Regions from separate parts of the Homo sapiens genome. Here region 2 is linked to region 1. Evidence: chromatin contacts called from ENCODE Hi-C or POLR2A ChIA-PET data. All regions are on one chromosome and are shown on one strand. The core of a region is the stretch at or near the end of the contact, and the rest is flanking DNA. Distances in the headings are between cores, read along the strand shown.

Region 1 (4,690 bases), core at 1,120-3,619:
CTTTTAGTTTTTGAGGGAAAGGAAAGTGGAAGATAAACCAAGTATATAATTTTTAAGAAATTGATCTTTTGTTTTAAATGTGGGGACCTTGGCAGTGGACTTTATAGTCCTTAGTGCTTTTTTACTGAGAAATTTCCTTTAGCACCTATTTTTATTAGGTTTTAAACCAAAGAAAGCCAAATACCATTTTACATTTAACAATGCTTCCTGTATGATTTTTATACCAGATAAGTTAAATTTTACATTTATATTAGTGTGTTATTAATGTTAAACCTAATTTTAATAAAACCTTGTAGACATTTATCCAATTTTTAATATTTGACTATAAGGTAAGATTTTATAGATTCTTTTTAACCTTTTATAATTTTTGCTAAAGAGCAGGTTTGTGTTTTAAGGAAAACCTGTTATGCTTTTATTTTTATGTCCAGTTTACAGAAAAACTGGATGATACCTCTTTAACTTTGGCCAATGTCTACACACAGAATTTTTTTTCAATTAACATTTTGAAACTTGATTAAACCTTTAAAACAAAATATACATATTTATAACCTTTTAATGTAGGTAAAGCTTTACATTCTTATGGCTCCTTATAATTCTTACTACTAGAAGTATATTTTAATTTCTTTATATACCTTGCACATAAACTGTTTCTTTAATAGTTTTACATTTAGGAGGCCTAATTACTTTTAAATTATACAACATTTCTTGCATGAATTTCCTTTTATAACCTTTTTTTTTTTCAATTACCTGGGAGGAACCATCCATCATCCTGTCCTGAAGGGAGTTCCTCTTAGGTCTGGTTGGACCTTTGTATGGTAATTAAGATTTAAATCCCTTGTTAGGAAACCTGCTGGGTTAAGGGAATTTCCTTTTTTTTTTTTCTAACAGAATAGCCCCATATTTTAAGATTTTTGAGTTAGTAAGCTACTTTTTTGCCTTTTTGATTTAGGATAGCTCTGAACTGAACTAGTGAGGTGTGCTCACAATGAGGTTTCCTCTAAAAGTTTTTTTTTTTCTTACTTTTTTTCTGTTAGCAAAGCAGTTGCCACTACAAATTGAATGCATTTGGGCCATCCACAGGTTACTGGGTCAAGGATTTTTGATAGGAAGGCCTCAGTGCTTTCGAGATATGCCCTTGTTTACACTGACAACAAAGTGGTATTGGAGTGTTATAGGCTTACGAAGAATACCTTCAATTATCAATTACAGGTTTTAAATTTACCTTGGCTTTTAAAGGAATAGGGTACACCATTTTTTTTTTCTTAACTACTTGTATATATCTCTCTTTGACTTTGTCTTTCTCTCTTTGACTTTCCTTTTGGCTCTGTCTCTTCCTCTCTTTCTCTGCCTCTCTCTTTCTCCTCTCTGTCTCTCTCTCTGTCTCTCTCTGCCTGGCTTATAATGCAGTTCTTTGAACCACTGTGGAGAGATCTAAAACCAGCTGTAACCAAGTGTCTATGTATGGGAACTGGTCTGGATGCCCGGGATTTACAGGTTACCTTGTGCCATACCTTTGAAACAAGGGACCTGTCCAGGCTTCCTTCTGATGGCCAACCCACCTCTAATGCTGGCTGGTCTATTTTACACAAAGTTTTAAGTTTTCCTGGTGTCATAGTACTACATAGTCTCCTTTAAATCCTTTTTGAAATTTTTCAACATAGTTCCTAGTAGGGTGAGCTTATTTGTGCCTGACCCATGCTTCTTCGAGACAAAACACCACGCTCACACCACACACACACCACAAAACAAAGAATGGGTAAAAAGGGCACACACACACTTTTGCAGTTTACACCAAATCAAAATCAAAACCAAAATCAGAGTATCCAGAAATCAAAACCAAAGTATCAAGCAATCCAAGTCAAGTCAAAAACAAAAACCAAAGTGCTGGTACAGGCACACCGTGGGTGATCAGGCCATGCTTCCACTCAAATGGAGTAGGCAAGTTCCCAAGACCGGTCCTGTCAAGCAATTCAAACCAAGTCAAAACCAAAACCAAAGTGCCGATAAAGGCACGCCGTGGGTGATCAGGCCACGCTTCCACTCAAATGGAGTAGGCAAGTTCCCAAGACCGGTCCTGTCAAGCAATTCAAACCAAGTCAAAACCAAAACCAAAACCAAAGTGCTGATAAAGGCACGCCGTGGGTGATCAGGCCACGCTTCCACTCAAATGGAGTAGGCAAGTTCCCAACACCGGTCCTGTCAAGCAATTCAAACCAAGTCAAAACCAAAACCAAAACCAAAGTGCCAATAAAGGCATGCTGTGGGTGATCAGGCCACACTTCCACTCAAATGGAGTGGGCAAGTTCCCAAGACCAGTCCTGTCAAGCAATTCAAACCGAGTCAAAACCAAAACCAAAACCAAACCAAAGTGCCGATAAAGGTACACCGTGGGTCATCAGACCACACTTCCACTCAAACAGAGTAGGCAAGTTCCAAAGACTAGTCTTACCAAGTTTCAGATGTCCAGACTCCAAGTACCAGTTCCTTCCCGGTGTTCAGCCACTGCGTTGATCCTCCACAGGGGGCTGCCACACACTGCTCTGGTGAGGCGTCTCACTGGGCAAATGCCTACCCGGGAGTGCTCTCAGGATCCGCATGGCTTGGGCTGGTTGGAGTCCCCTGCAGGGATGTTCCACAGGGCAGGCTTAAGTCACCTAAGGAGCTGCCTCGACCATTCGCCAATCACCTTGCTTCCCGGTCAGGGAACCAAGAAATGTAGCAGGGCCAGCTGCAGACAAAACTCCTCAGACACTGAGTTAAAGAAGGAAGGGGTTTATTCAGCCGGGAGCATTGGCAAGACTCCTGTCTCAAGAGCCAAGCTCCCCAAGTGAGCAATTCTTGTCCCTTTTAAGGGCTCACAACTCTATGGGGGTCCGTGAGAGAGGGTCGTGATCAACTGAGCAAGCAAGAGGTACGTGACAGGGGCTGCATGCACTGGTGGTCAGAGTGAAACAGAACAGACCAGGAAGTTTCACAATGTCTTTCTATACAATGTCTGGAATCTATAGATAACATCAGTTGCTAGGTCTGGGGTTGAATTTTAACCACCAGGCTTAGGTCAGGCAGGCCCAGGCCTGGTTTCAGGTCTGGTTCCTTGGTTTTGGGTCTGGTTCCTAGGCACCGGGCTACCTGCCTTTAGTTTCACTTCTCTTTCCTTTTCTGAGTATAAAACAATATGAGAGGGTCTGTCTCTATTCTCTCACTATATGTAGTCCATTGTTGAACAAAACATTATTATGCAGTATGTGACTGTATCTATGATATAGAAAGGACTCTAAGAACTCAATAGTTCAAAAGACTAATTAGAAAATGGCCAAAAAACTGAAGAATCCTTGTGATGATGTACTTATTCTTATCTTGACTGTGGTAGATACCTGAAACACGTGATAAAATTGCAGAGAACTAAATGCAGCACACAAATGAGCACAAGTAAAACAAAAAAAAATTGAACAATTTCAGTGGATTAAGTTAATGTCAATATCTTGTTTTTAGCATTGTACTAAAGTTTTGTGAGATGTTATCACTAGAGGAATCTGGGTAAAGGATAGGCAGGCTCTCTCTGTGTTACTTCCTATAACTTTGCACATGAGTGCACAGTTATCTCAAAATAAAAAGTTTTGTTAAAAAAAATACATTGAGTCCAGGTTTTGTGCTCCTCTGACCTGGCAGGCCTTTTCCTCTAAATCGGGTACTGAGACAATGGTAAAGGGCCTGTTTCTATTCACTGTATCTTTTGATCATTTATGTGTTTCTATGGTTTGAATGTTTGTCCCTTCCAAATCTCATGCTGAAATTTTATTCCCAATGTTGAAGATGGGGCCTAATGGGAGATGTTTGGATCATGGAGGCTGATCACTCATGAAAAATTAATATCCTCACTCAGGTGAGTGAGTTCTCACTGCATTCATTCCCAAGAGAACTGATTGTTAAAAAGAGCTCCACGCTCTTGCTTTCTCTCTCACCATGTGATCACTGCACACATCAGCTCCCCTTTGCCCTCTACAGTGAGTGGAAGGAGCCTCAGGCCCTCTCACCAGATGCAGATGCCCAATTTTGAACTTTCTAACCATCAGAATCATAAGCCAAATAAACCTTTTTTAAAAAATAAATTACTCAGCCTCAATATTCCTTTATAGCAGCATAAAACAGACTAAAACTTAAGGGTTTCTTTGCTCTGCTATTACTGGCTAAATAGAAAACCTTTGGGAAAGTAACCTAAGACTGAGATTTCTCCTTAATCCTCTCTCATCATGAACCTATAACCAACCTGTATGGGCTAGGCCAGCTCACCTCCTCTCTATTTCTCTTCTAACTTACTTCATATCTTTCCTTTGTTTCCACTGTAAAAGTCATAAAATGGTAGATCTCACTAATTGTTCCCACTTCCTCAGTTCCTGTTTACTCTTATTCAGTACTATTAATAATCTACTTGCTAAAATCACTAAAATCTCCCAAATTGCCCCAAATTTTAAAGAAATTTGAACTAAATGATAATCAAAAGGTAACATCAAATCTGTGGGATATAACCACAACAATCCCTAATTTAAAAAAATCTTCCCAAAATAAAATTCTAAAAGTATATTTATATAGAAATTCTAAAAAATGAAAGCTAATCTACAGTGAAAGAAAGTAGATGAGTGGTTGCTGGGTGATAAGGAGGTGAGAAGGTTCCAAATAGAAGGATTATGAA
Region 2 (4,690 bases), core at 1-2,500, 77 kb after region 1:
CTGCACTCCAGCCTGGCGACAGAGTGAGACTCCATCTTAAAAAATAATAATAATAAAATAAAAAATAAAAAAGTGAATAGCTCAGTTAATTTTAGCAGCTTTATATGCTTGTACAACAAATAATCACTACCCATTTTATCCACCCTCATCCCCAGGCAACTCCTGATCTGCCTTCTGTAGTTATAGTTTTCTGTAGCCCTTCATAGAAATTTCATCTGGATAGAATCGGAATATCTGTTACTTATATTTAATTTGGAAACTAAGTTCACCTTATCAAAATAGGCAAAGACAAACTAAATTAGGTGGATCTTGTATTTAATTATAAACAACAGCAGAATAAATTAATTAGAAGAATTTTCTTAACAGGTGCTAAGACTTTATGGTAGGCCTCATTTGCTTTGCTGAATTGCAATGTATTTTCTTTTTGTTAAGTATATTGTCTAGTTTTGAGCTATGCATTACATTTTCTCTTTAAGAAAAATGAATTAGTATGCATTTCAACTTCAGGCTTTATTCTAAAGTCTATATTATTATGACTTTTTCTAAAGAATACATATTTATGTGTTGTGTGAATGGACAAAGACACTTAATGAGCCTTCAAACATTTGTGGATGGATGAATGGATGGAAGATGGCTTGATGACTTCCATATATTTGGGTCTCAGGAAAGTTGTTTATTTCATAAGTTCTCAGGATGTAGCAAATTAATAAACTGCATATATTTGGAATAGAATTTCATTCTTTGTGTGTTTTTATTTCACAGAAGAAATGTGAAACAAATTCTAGCAAGAAGCAAAGCATTACAGTGGACGAAGTCCTATGTTTTACCAGAGTTTCCCTATGATGTCAAATGCATGTTAGCAGAGCAGAAGTGCCCGGATCACAGCATGAGGATAAGGATCATTGAGTTTCTCCAGGCCGACATGACTAAGTATCTGGAAGGCTCACTGTGAGTGACAACAGGACAAGCTTGCTGCTTTGGGAAAGGGTCTGTTTCAGAATAGAGTAGAATTCCTGTGGAATCAACTCTCTTCAGATTGTGGATGATATATTGGTAATAGGTCCCAATTGCCCAATATTTAAATCTCTTTTTGTTATATAGAAAAATGTGAAGAAAAATGAGTGTAATTAGACTCATCTTAAAGGAAGGAATGTGGTTTGCTTGAAGTGAAACATATCCTCCTTGTTTTGGTGAACAGGTACCCCAGCACCCAGCAGTACAATGACGTGGTTAATGCCCTGCTGCAGGCCCACCCTTTCCTGGATGAGGATGGCTGTGGCTTCGTAAGTGACCACATGGCACCATCCTGTTAATTTCAGACTATCTTAAAATAATTGCCTTGTGTTGCCCAGTAATTTTATGCTTCACCCATCTTTTCTTGGTGTCTCTCTCTCTCTCTCTCATTCTGTCTATGTATCTAGGTCTATCTGTTTCTGTTTTTCTGACTCTTTGTCTCTTTAATCTCTCTCCAACTTTGTTTCTGTCTTTCACTTTCTGTTAGTCCATGCTTCTTTCTTGACTTTGCGCTCTCTCTCTCTCTGGCTCTCTCTCTTTCTCTCTCTGTCTCCTTGTCTTCCCTTTTTCATAACTTCTTGGTCTCTCTCTGCCCTGTGTTTCTTTGTCTTCTTTGTCTCTCTCTGTCATCATGTTGCTGTCCTGTCAAAACTGGAAGCTCAGTGCAACAGAGCTGATCAGGAGTTGCCTAGGGCTGAGGGTGGCCAAAATGGATAGTGATTATGGTTGCACAAGCATATAAAGTTGCTAAAATTGAGCTGTTCGCTTTAGAGTCTTAAGGGTTTTAAGGGTTAGGAAGGGTCTTTAGGAGATGTGACACATAGAAAGAGAAAGACATGGCTGCACCTGCTTCGGAGCTGTCATCAAGTGTTTCTTGCCTTCTCAGACCCAGTGGAGCTGTTGTCTGGCTTTGAGGTCTGGGCCTCCAGCCTTACCTGGCCCTGTCAGATCTCTGCTTTCTGTCCTGATAAAAACAGACCCTCAGGATGCTCTGGGGCAGCAGTTCTTTTTTTTTTTTTTCCTTTTTTTTTTTTTGAGACGGAGTCTCGCTCTCTCACTCAGGCTGGAGTATAGTGGCGCGATCTCAGCTCACTGCAACCTCCGCCTCCTGGGTTCAAGCAATTCTCTGGGGCAGCAGTTCTAAGCTCTGGTTGCACATTAGGATTCCTAGAGATTCAGATTGAATTAATTTGAGGATGGGATTATTCTAATGTACAACCACGGCTGAGAACCACTGCCGCTGACGTTTCAACACAAAGTTTGCTGTTTGAACCTGCCTGTCTCCTGGATTTCAAAGACCACTGTCTTCATTGCACAACAATGTGAATATAATCAACACTATTGAACTGTACCTAAGAATAGTTAATAAAAAACTGAGTGTTTATGATGCTGTAACTTTATGAGTTAAGGAACAATTACAAGGAACTGTAGCTATGTATACAAAAAGGTAGATGGTCTATTATTCCCTGTATCTCTATATGCCATATGCATACACATTGGTAGGCATATCTAAAGAAGATAGATGTCTTTTTGTGCTTTACTGTCTCAGATGTCTGTGAAAAGATATTTTTTGCTGTGCTTTCTTAAGGACATGGAATTTCAGCAATTATTTCCAAGAACAACAAAGGATAAATGCCAATTATCTATGAATATAAAGACATTTTAAGGCTCTGTTTCCTCCCTCCCTTCCTCCTTTCCTTCCATCCTTCTTTCCTTCCTTCCTTCCTTCCTCCCTCCCCTCCCTCCTTCTTTCTTCCCTCCTTCCTTTCTTCCTTCCTTATTTGTATTTACCCCTCCCTCCCTCTCTCCCTCCCTTCCTTCCTTCTTTCCTTCCTTCCTTTCTTCCTTCTTTTTTTGTATTTTCAAGAAAAGGTTCATTATATATGGAGAGAATCACAGAATTTTCTCAGTGGGAGAGGTAATTAAAGGTTTTTTTCACCACTCAGACTGAGGAAAGATGTTGTATACCATGTCTGGAAAAATGATAGTTATTGAAGCCAAGATTAGAATTCAGGTATTCTTGCTTCTAGGATGACATCCTTTCCAAAATATGCTGCTGCATATAAAGTGCACTACAGAAGAAACTGAATTTCCTCTAAAAAAACAAAACAAAGCGAAGGAAAAAAAACAAGGCAACAACAACAATACTACACAAACCTGGCATCCCAACATTGACAATCATGTCAATATGGCTGACAAAACTGATTCTCGGAATTTCTTCTACACTGGAGATACATCTACCAACTTAATGTCTAATCAGTGTTACTGTGTATAGAACTTGTGGTTTTTTTTTTTTTTTTTTTTTTTGAGACAGAGTCTTGCTCTGTCGCCCAGGCTGGAGTGCAGTGGCACGATCTCGACTCACTGCAAGCTCCGCCTCATGGGTTCACGCCATTCTCCTGCCTCAGCCTCCCGAGTAGCTGGGACTACAGGTGCCCCCCACCACGCCCAGGTAATTTGTTGTATTTTTAGTAGACATGGATTTTCACCATGTTAGCCAGGATAGAACTTGTGTTTTTTTTTTAAATTTACATTTACTGTTTGAATAAATTACATATTTACATAGCTCAAAATTCAAAAACTACAAAAGGGTATAAATAGAAAAGTTTCCCACCCGCCCTTGCTTCTGCAGCCACCTAATTTTCCTCCCCATAAGTAACCAATACTATTAGAGTCCCTCTAGAGAATCTTTGCATATACCTAAGCAAATCCATATTGATTCAATACCTTTTGACCTTTAGTTTGATGGTTATCAAAGTGAGACATGTACAAAGTAACAAATAATGCTTTCTTTGCTCTTGTGTCCATTTTATCCACATCTGTTCCCAGTGACATTCACTAAGGACCGTTAACTGATAAAGAGATGTGTGCAAAATTGCTTAGCAGATTAGGGCTCAGATTTGCACTCATAGAGTAGAAGGAGAAACTCTGGTGCCTGGATGGATGTTTACCCAAATTCTCCCTGCGAGTGTGTGTGAGGTTGTGTTTCTAATGTTACAGTGGAAAATGTACAAAATTTCAGAGAACATTAATGGGAGGCAGGGGTGGAGAAAGAAAAAGGGTGCACAAACTTGGTTATTTTTAGGGCTAAGTTTATTTTTAACTCTTAATTTTGAAAAATTTGGGGCCGGGTACGGTGGCTCATGCCTATAATCCCAGCACTTTGGGAGGCCAAGGCGGGCAGATCACCTGAGGTCAGGAGTTTGAGACCAGCCTGGCCAACATGGTGAAACTCTCTCTCTACTAAAAATACAAAAATTAGCCGGGCATGGTGGTGGGCACCTTTAATCCCAGCTACTCAGGAGGCTGAGGCAGGAGAATCGCTTGAACCGGGAGGCCGAGGTTGCAGTGAGCTGAGATCACGCCATTGCACTCCAGCCCAGGTAACAAGAGCGGAACTCCGTCTCAAAAGAAAAAAGAAAGAAAGAAAAAGAAAAAAGAAAAGAAAAGTTTCAAATCTGAACAAAAGTTGAAAGAATGCTACATTGATATGCATATACTCCTAACAACATGGATTTTCTCAACCTCTTGACTGTTTACCTTTGGGGCTGGATAATTCTTTCTGCTGGGGACTGTCTAGTACATTGAAGTATATTTAGTAGCATCCCTGGCACCCACTAGGTGTGAGTAGCACTCTGTCCACCCAGTTGTAACAACCAGACATGTCCCCAAACAT

The links. Hi-C counts contacts between places; a loop is a spot of excess contacts on that map. ChIA-PET counts read pairs that join two places held with the same protein, here RNA polymerase II (POLR2A). Pooled maps may share reads with other maps.
Region 2: a pooled map shows a loop between it and region 1 (2.1-fold over the local background). The contact joins two enhancer-like sites. A Hi-C loop is called at or near these places in 4 of 50 pooled maps. POLR2A ChIA-PET finds 5 or more read pairs at or near these places in 3 of 52 experiments (T-cell, activated CD4-positive, alpha-beta T cell and activated CD8-positive, alpha-beta memory T cell).

What each region holds. Positions count from the first base shown.
Region 1 is chr6:130,258,635-130,263,324 of GRCh38, reverse strand. It overlaps a transcript of SAMD3 not described here. Among named protein-coding and RNA genes, the nearest start is that of SAMD3, 38 kb to the right of the region's middle. RefSeq lists enhancers at 2,483-2,602, 2,823-2,962. Within about 2 kb of position 2,369, at least 5 of the 41 ENCODE cell types and tissues checked have a DNase peak (open chromatin) inside an H3K27ac peak, as active enhancers do.
Region 2 is chr6:130,180,696-130,185,385 of GRCh38, reverse strand. SAMD3 (sterile alpha motif domain containing 3) reads left to right here. Exons shown (of 12, transcript NM_001017373.4): 6 at 763-948; 7 at 1,199-1,283. Among named protein-coding and RNA genes, the nearest start is that of SAMD3, 40 kb to the left of the region's middle. RefSeq lists an enhancer at 1,414-1,463. Within about 2 kb of position 1,250, at least 4 of the 41 ENCODE cell types and tissues checked have a DNase peak (open chromatin) inside an H3K27ac peak, as active enhancers do.